Regions from separate parts of the Mus musculus genome. Here region 2 is linked to region 1. Evidence: chromatin contacts called from ENCODE POLR2A ChIA-PET data. All regions are on one chromosome and are shown on one strand. The core of a region is the stretch at or near the end of the contact, and the rest is flanking DNA. Distances in the headings are between cores, read along the strand shown.

Region 1 (4,526 bases), core at 261-2,760:
CTAGATGCTGTCCCCAGACCTCAGGCCCCTGCTCTTCCAGGACTCCCAGCCGTGCCAGGATTTCCAAGAGTCTGAGAACCCCACAACCCTGGCCTTGTCACAGGCCTGGGACCCCAGAAGGAGCTCTGGCTTTCCCACCCTGGGAGCAATGTCACTTCCTTACAGCCCAGCATCCACCCCAGAGGCAGTATGGGATAAGCCCAGTCAAACTCCCTGCTTCTGTGTCCTGAGTGGCCTGCAATGTGGATGCTGGGAATCCATCTCAGGTGTTCTGGAAAAACATCCATTGCTCTTAAACAGTGGTCTATGTTTCCAGCCCCAGGAATGGATGTTGATAATAGGGACAAAGCTAACAGGGTCCAGAATGCACCACAAGTTGTCCTGAAAACACCCGGCAGACCTTTCATCTAGACCAGGCGTCCTAGTTTGCTTTCTACTGCTGCGGTGCGTGAGCACCACGATCAAAAACAACTTGGGGTGAGCACCATGATCAAAAACAACTTGGGGAGTCTATTTCATCTTGTGATAGATCACAGTCCATCACAGAGAAGAGGCAGGGTAGGGGCTCGAAGGAGGAACTGAAGCTTGCTCAGGGTTTTGTTTTGTTTTTTTTCATACAACCCAGAAGCACCTTCCCAGGGGTGGTCTTGCCCACAGTGGGCTGCCATCCACATCACTCATTAACCAAGAAAATATCCCCACAGGCTTGCCTACTGACAGGGTAACTTTTCAGTTGAGGTTTTCAGATGACTCTGGCTTTTGTCAAGGCAACAAAAAACTAAACAGCACACACAGGGTCTGATGGTCAGTAAGGTGAGAAAGACCTTGCACTTTTTGCCTCTACCTCCCGAGTACTGGTACACTACCCTGCCCAATTCACTAGGCCCTAGGGATTGAATGAGGGCACCCTCAGTCAAACACCGTACCCCTGAGCTACATGCCCAGTCCTTATCATTACATGCATGTGTTTTTAAACAGCAAGGGGTAGGAAAGTGAACATGATAGGGTCTGCATGTGGAATTCAGGGGCCCTCCTTGCACCATGTGGGTCCTGGGGATTCTTCTCAGATCGATCACCGGGATGGGTGGCAAGTGTCTTTACTCTTTTTTGGTTTGGTTTTTTTTTTTTTTTTTTTTTGGCTTTTTCGAGACAGGGTTTCTCTGTGTAGCCCTGGCTGACCTGGCACTCACTTTGTAGACCAGGCTGGCCTCGAACTCAGAAATCTGCCTGCCTCTGCCTCCCAAGTGCTGGGATTAAAGGCGTGCACCACCACGCCCGGCTGTTGGACCCTTAATAATAAAAAAGTTCGAATAGTCCACAGGCATGGACTGAGGCAGGGTGATTGCTTCAAGTCCGAAGCCATCCTGGGCTACATAGCTAAGCAGTAAGTAGAAACTATAATAGTTTGGGAAAACAGCTTGGGTACCTATTAATGCGGGGGGCGGGGGGGGGGGAGGGAATGGAGCGGAAGTGAGGCTGGACCAGACTGCGCATCATTGTGACAGTGGCGGGCGAGCCAGACCCAAAAGAAAGAACTTGGTTCAAAGACTGACAAGAAGAAAAGGATGAACAGGGAGTCCTTCGGTTGAACTCTCTCCTGCTTGGCCCTATTTTGTCAAGCAGAAGGAAAGGATTTTTGTACCGCAGAAGAAAGCTGCCGATAATATCGCGCCATCACCGCTAGCCCCACTAGTGCGCATGCACTCGATCCTCAGGTCCAGCCTATCCTCCCGAGAAGCTCTACGCATGCGCCAGCTCAAGGGTCTTCGTAAGGAGAGACCCGGGCGCCATCCACTCGGAGTGCGCTTGCGTGAGTACAAGAGCCTGAGAGGGCGGGACTTGCAGGAGGCCGGCTCATTTGCATTTCTGGCGGGAAAAGGCGCGTGTGAACACGCCTCTTCCGTGACATTCGCAACCGCCGTTCGTCGCTGGTGTCCCTCAACTGAGTCCCGACTCCAGGTACGCCCTGCCTGTGGCGACTTTCATGGCAGGTTCCCCGGTAACATCACCTGCCAGCTCCTTCAAAAACGCCCCAAGTTTTGAGACAAGGTTTCTCTGTGTAGCCCTGGCTGACCTGGAACTCACTCTGTAGACCAGGCTGGCCTCGAACTCCGAAATCCTCCTGCCTCTGCCTCCCGAGCGCTGGGATTAAAGGCGTGCGCCACCGTGACCGGCTTCCTCAGGAAAATTCTAGTGGCAACTTCGGCAATCCTGTCAGACTCTTGAAACTTCCGGTTGCTTTTTGTTGCTTGTTTTCTATTTTTGTTTGAGACAGACCCTCCAAGTGCTGCCCAGGCTGGCCACGACCTCATGATCCTCATTCCCCAGTTTTAGGATTACAGCTCTCCCAGATGTGCCCAACTGCAATCTTCTAGAACTTTTGAAACCTAACACTTAATCTATTTTGTTTTTGTGGGTAGGGTAGGTGTTTTTGTTTTGAGACAGGGTTTCTTTGTGTAGCATTGACTGTCCTGGAACTCTCTCTGTAGACCAGGCTGGCCTGTGTGCTTCTGGTTCCCACGTGCTGGGATTAAAGGTGTGCACCACCACTGCCTGGCTTTTGTTTGGGTGTTTTTGGTTTTTGTTGTTGTTGGGGTTTTTTGTTTGTTTGTTTGTTTTTGAGTATTTTGCCGGCATGTTTGTATGTGTGTCAGGTATGTGCCTGTGGAGACCAGGTGGTTTTGTATCCCTCTGAACTAAAATTGCAGATGAGGAGGAGTTCACATGTGTGTAGTGGGATTCCAACCCATATCTATCTGGAAGAGTAAACTGTTAGTCCTCTTAACGACTAAGCTACCCTCCAGGGACTCTCTAGGGCTTCAGTAAATTGCCCAGACTCTACTCAAAACCTTGGATCCTGCTGCCTCAGCCTCCTGAGTGCTGGTATCACAGGTGTAGCCCACCACGCCAGCCGCTAGGATCTTCTAGATATCCCATCAGAGTCTCCCTCAAAAACCTGTCAGAGACTTTTCCTCTGAAATCTTGGTGGAGATTTGGTGTTCAAGTCCTATCTGATACTTTAGAAATCTGTAGTTGCCCTACAAGTTCCGCCGGGGACTCTGAAATCTAGTGACACCCCAGAAATGCAGCCCTTGAATTCTAGTCCAGGGATCCCCTCCAGACTTCCTCCATGTTTAAAACCCACAAGACACTCACTGGCCACCTGATATCCCTTGTTCCTCAAGATTTTGTCCGAGTTTCCCCTTGAAAGAGTCTCAGAAAGCCTCTTCTTTCCCTGGTGCCTTCTAAAAGCCTCTGAGATGGACAGCAGGAGGATCCCCACTAGCTGAAGACCAGCCTGCTTTACACAGCTTCAGAAGGCCCACTACAGCTAAAGCTACATAATATATATTTACTAAGTCCCTGTCTCCAAAAGCCAGATAATAATGTCTCCAGAAAACATTCGGCTGCCGGAATACAGGCAAGGCAGAGTGATGGCTGCATTCCCTGAGGAAAGGGAGAGAGGCTGCTTCTCTCCCCTTCGGTGACAAAGATATAGGCTGGATCACTCCAGATTCAAAATAGATTAAGGCGGGCTTACGAGGAGGCATCAACCTCCACCCACCTCACACGTGGAGATCAGTGAAGTCACACATCCAGGCTAAGCTTAGCAAAGGTGTTTTATAAAGCTTAGACGGGGAGTGATAACGTGCCAGCTAGGGGCTGGGATTATGTCCTTACATGGTCAAAAGCTGAGACCCCGGGGGCGGGGGGGGGGGGGGTTGGCACTTATGGGTGGATAGCTGGAAAGTGGAGAGGAGAGGTGTTAGCCCCAAGTTTTGTCCTTGTGGGCAGAGTTGAGGGGAGAAGAGCAAAGGAGGTTTCTTAGCTTTTGCAGGGGATGAGCAGGGGTTCCAAACAAACAAAGGGGAGCCAAGCAGGAGGAAACCCAGGCTCTCTCTACCCTTGGCCCCAGTCCCTAGAGGGACTACTGACAGTGCCTCCTTTTCTCCTGAAAGTGACTGGCCAGTCGGGCGTGGTGGCCAGCACTAGGGAGGCAGAGGCAGGCAGATTGGATTTCTGAGTTCGAGGCCAGCCTGGTCTACAAAGTGAGTTCCAGGACAGCCAGGGCTATACAGAGAAACCCTGTCTCAGGGAAGAAAAAAAAAAGTGACTGGCCAGGCTGTAATAGAGGCAGGACAGCACTGTCAGGGTGCAGAGGAGGGAGTCCCTGTGACCACAGAAGCCTGTGAGAGTCAAGCCCACTCATAAATATAGGCCTTGGGAGTGTCTGTAAAGATGTCTCAGTGGTAAAGAGCACTGAGTTCAATTCCCAGCAACCACATGGTGGCTCACAACCATCTGTAATGGGATCTGATGCCTTCTTCTGTCATGCAGGCATGCATGCAAATAGAGCACTCATATAAATAAATAAACAAACAAACAAATAAATAAATTTTATTTTTAAAAAGGGGGAGCAGCATGGAGATGGCTGGTGGAGGAGAAAAACAACAGAGTTGATTTTCAACAGAGAAGAGCCTAGAGAGAAGGCCCGGTGGTTAAGAGAACTTGCTGTGTGTCAGCGT
Region 2 (4,518 bases), core at 898-3,397, 190 kb before region 1:
GGTCAAGGCCCCACCGAGTTTTTGGTTTTCCTCAGTCACTCTCCACCTTAATTATCCAGGCCTTTCACTCCACCTGGAATTAAACTCTTGGCGACTGAGAGGAATCCTCCCCTCTCCATCTTTCGTGCTGGAGTTATAGACAGCGCTCTAAGTGCTGAGATTTTTACAGGTGCAGAGGAGGGGCATGTGGGTGAACTCGGCTCCTTATACAGAAGCCATCTCCCCAGCTCCTCTCTTTGTTTTCCTGAGAGAGGCTTCTCTGTAGCACAGGCTGGCCTTTAAACTACAAACCCTGGGTAGTGGCAAATTCTGTAAACCCAGCACATAGAAAGCTGAGTCAGGGGGATTGCCAAGAGGTGAAGGTCAGGGTGGAGAGGACTTTTTTGTAGAGTTGCCCCAGGTTCCATCCCAAACTCAGATAATCTAGGAGCCTGTAATCCCATTAATATGGGAGTGAGATGGACAGGGTTAGCCTGAGCTGCTCTATGGGCAGTGCACTCTAAAGTTTTGTGTGTGTGTGTGTGTGTGTGGTTTTTCGAAACAGGGTTTCTCCATGTAGCCCTGGCTGTCCTGGAACTACTCTGTAGACCAGGATGACCTCAAACTCAGAAATCCTCCTGCCGTTGCCTCCCAAGTGCTGGGATTAAAGGCCTGCGCCACCACTGCCCAGCTTTACTTTAAAAATTTATGTATGTATGTATGTATGTATGTATGTATGTGTATGAGCGCTCTACATGCCTGTATGCCTCCATAACAGAGAGCATAAAACAGAATAGGGCATTAGATCCCATTATAGATAGTTGTGAGCTATCATGTGGTTGCTGGAAATCAAATTCAGGACCGTGGGAGGGAGCAGCCAGTTGCCCTTAACTGCTGAGTCATCTCTCCAGATCCTTCATTGTCTCCAATGAAGAAGAAAGAAACAAAAGAAAGAAGGAAGAAGGAGAAAGAAGAGAAAATGAAAAAGAAAAAGCCTGGAATTGTGTGCTCTATGCCTTTGATCCCAGCACTCTGGAGGCAGAGGTCAGTGGGTTCAAGGTCAGCCTGGTGTACAGAAAACAGGAAATATATATGTGTGTGTGTATATATATATATATACACACACACATATACACACACACACATATATATAAAAAGATAAAATATACATACTGATACAAAATGCAAAGACATCTTTGGCTATGGTGAAACTTTGTCTGAAAAAAAGTAAAGATAAAAACAACAGAACACATTAAAAAGGAAAAGTAGGGGTTGGGGATTTAGCTCAGTGGTAGAGCAAGGCCCTGGGTTTGGTCCTCAGCTCTGAGAAAGAAAAAAATAAAAGACAAAATAAAAAGGAAAAATAATACAAAACAGATTTATCTTTTTCTCTCAACAATATGAGCTCCAGGAAGAAGAGATGACTTTTTTTTAAAGATTTATTCATTTATTATATGTAAGTACACTGTAGCTGTCCTCAGATACTCCAGAAGAGGGCATCAGATTTCGTTATGGATGGTTGTGAGCCACCATGTGGTTGCTGGCATTTGAACTCGGGACCTTCGGAAGAGCAGTCGGCGCTCTTAACCACTGAGCCAAAGAGATGACTATTTTATCATGAGCCAAACGGTGGCTAGCACATACAAAAATTTTGGGAAAGAGTTCTCTCTCTCTCTCTCTTTTTCCTCCCTGTGACAGGGTTTCTCTTTATAGCCCTGGCTGTCCGGGAACTCACTCTGTAGACCAGGCTGGCCTCGAACTCAGAAATCCGCCTGCCTCTGCCTCCTAAGTGCTGGGATAAAAGGCGTGCACAACCGCTACCCGGGCAAGAGTTTCCTGTCAAATCCAACGTAAACGCAAAGACCCTGTTCATGCAGGCACTTTTTGACAGGCTGCGGAAGGATATGCGACGTGGTGCATCACTTAGACGCATGCGCACAAGGTCCGGGAAGTGTAAGGAGAAAGGGCGGACCTTCCATAAGTGTCTCGCGGTCATAGGCGGTTAGCTAGAGCGCGAGGCTGAGACCGACCTAGGTCCGATCACGCATGCGCAGTACGACAGCCGGGCCGCGGATGTTTAGCCATTTCAGAATGAGTACAGTTTTGGCGCATGCGCAGTGCCCCTGGTAAGGCCTGGACTGCTGTGAGGGTGTCGTTTGACTCGTACGGCGCATGCGCATTGCGAAAGGCGGAGGGATTCGAGTCGTCTCCACTCCCAGTTCTGGTCGCGAGCTGAGGCCGCGCGGGTTGTGAGGAGAGGTCTGGTTTGCGCGCGCTGCGCGGACCACCGAAGCTACCTGACGCGGGCGCCGCCGAAGTGGAAGTCGGAGCGGGAGTTTTTGTTTGTGAAGGGCGGCCGCGAGGCCTGAGGCTAACGTCAGGCTGAGGAGAGCGCCGCGCGGTGAGTGAGTGGGTGAATGAGAGGCCTTAACGGGGAGTGGGGCCGCTACCCACAAGCCCTTGCGGGGTTCCCGAACCCTTTCCCCGCTGCTGTGGCCCGTTTCCCGGGTTAGTGCCTTTGACTTCTCCCTCTGCGTCCCCCATCCTTTACCCAGAGTTCTCTGGGCACTCCAGCCTTCTTTCCCTCAGGATCCCCCTCCCCCAATCTCCTGCGGTCCCCTACCCACAGGCCCTTGCGGTTTGTGTGTTGCCTTTTTTTCTCGCCTTTTTTTTTTTTTTTTTTTTTGGTCGCATCCTGGACCTCTACCCATAATTCCTTTCGTCTCTCGGCTCCTAGATATTTTACGCAGAGGCCCCTGGCTTCCTGGATATTATCCTTATGGCCTCCCTTGAAATCCCTACTTCATAATCTTAAAGGTATGAAGCGAGCAACCTCTAGAGCGCGAGGCTTCGACCTGGGTCCCACACCTCCTACTCCTTTTCCCCTTTGTTTTCTGTTACCAGCCTTAAGTTTTTCAGCTCTTACCAAGAGCTTTTCTTCAAGCAGATGTTGGTCACTCCCTTGACCAGGATAGCAGCATCCGTCTCCAAATCTCACACCTGTTTGTTTGTTTGTTTGTTTGTTTTGGGTGAAGGGGGCCTAAAAGAAAGCAGTGCTAAGTAAAGTATGCTAACATAACGTTTCTGGTCTTAGATTTGGCAAGATGACACAGTTTCTGCCTCCCAACCTTCTGGCCCTTTTTGCACCCCGAGATCCCATCCCATACCTGCCACCCCTGGAAAAGCTGCCACATGAAAAACACCATAACCAACCTTACTGTGGCATTGCACCATACATCCGAGAGTTTGAGGTGAGCATGTTGGGAGGGAGGGTTTAGCTCTGGATGGGGCAGGCTACCCTGAGGCATTCGGCTTCAAAACAGTTTTAGTTGTGTGGTTCACACATGTGGCTTTTACGTTTTCTGATCATGTTTTGTGCTTTTGTGTGCATTTTAATTTTTTTAATTATACTTTTGTATATGTGGGTGTATGTGCAAATCTGTGAATGTCGGAGGACAGCTTGAAAGAGGCCATTCTCTCCATCTTGTGGGTCCAAGAGATGAAGCCTAGGTTGTCAGGCGTGGCTGCAAGAGCCTTAGCCTGCAGAACCATAGTGCTAACCTCTTTTCGTTGAGTTTTGAGATACGGTTTTGCTGTGTAGCTTAGATCTTATGGCAGTCCTTTCTCAGTCATGTAAATGCTGCATGTAATGGGTGTGTGCTTCCAGGAGCGGCTCATTTCCTTGTAGGGTTAAGAATATCTTTTGTATGGATGTGGTAGTCCCTAGCCCAAGTGATTGGCCAAATTGGTTACATTGGCAATTGTGTCTCCACCCTGACTCCTAAGTCCCCAGACAGGGTTTCTCTGTGTAGCCCTGGCTGTTCTGGAACTCACTCTGTAGACCAGGCTGGCCTCAAACTCAAGAGATCTGCTTGCCTTTGCCTCTCCAGGGTTAGGTGATCCACCTCTGTCGATTTTGTTTTGTTTGTGGGTTGTTGTTGTTTTGACTCTTTGGCTGGGGGGTGGGGGGAATACATTCTTTCATGGTCTTGTAGATTTCTCCTTGTCACTAAGGCTAAACTTGAACTCTTGATGCTTACTGTACTCAAAGAGTTAGAATTATAAGTATCTGCCACTAACCCAGAAAACATAATGTTTAACGCATTGGTTAGGTTGGCCTTTAGCAAGAGGTAGCAGTAAGATGAAACCAGTAGAGAGCTGAGTCACAGAATTTATGTTAAAGGGTTTGGAATAAGGCAGTAAATATCAATGCTTGTCAATGTAGTTACTGTTTTTTTGTCTTTAAGAGGACAAGGTTGCGTAGACAATATGATTTAGCAGTAAAAGGTGATTGCTGCCAAGAAATCCGAGTTCTGTTCCTAGAATCCACAATATGGAAGGAGAGGGTATGCTCTAGCATGCTGTCCTCTGATCTCTATGTGCACAGTGATACGCACATACATCCTTAGCTAAATAAACAAACAGATAAATAAATAATGTAAAAGTAAGGTTATTTTTAGAAGAGGATAGTGTTTACTAGTGCTGAACACTATAGCATCTTGCAGTGCTCACAGCTGGGAGCTAGGGGTTTGGCTCTAC

What was found. ChIA-PET counts read pairs that join two places held with the same protein, here RNA polymerase II (POLR2A).
Region 2: POLR2A ChIA-PET joins it to region 1 with 11 read pairs in embryonic stem cell. The contact joins the promoter of Snrnp70 here to the promoter of Kash5 in region 1. POLR2A ChIA-PET finds 5 or more read pairs at or near these places in 3 of 5 experiments (Patski and embryonic stem cell).

The regions. Positions count from the first base shown.
Region 1 is chr7:45,201,876-45,206,401 of GRCm38, reverse strand. Kash5 (KASH domain containing 5) reads left to right here and starts at 1,510. Exons shown (of 20, transcript NM_201374.2): 1 at 1,510-1,810. The coding sequence starts at 1,699.
Region 2 is chr7:45,393,371-45,397,888 of GRCm38, reverse strand. Snrnp70 (small nuclear ribonucleoprotein 70 (U1)) reads left to right here and starts at 2,147. Exons shown (of 10, transcript NM_009224.5): 1 at 2,147-2,380; 2 at 3,074-3,230. The coding sequence starts at 3,084.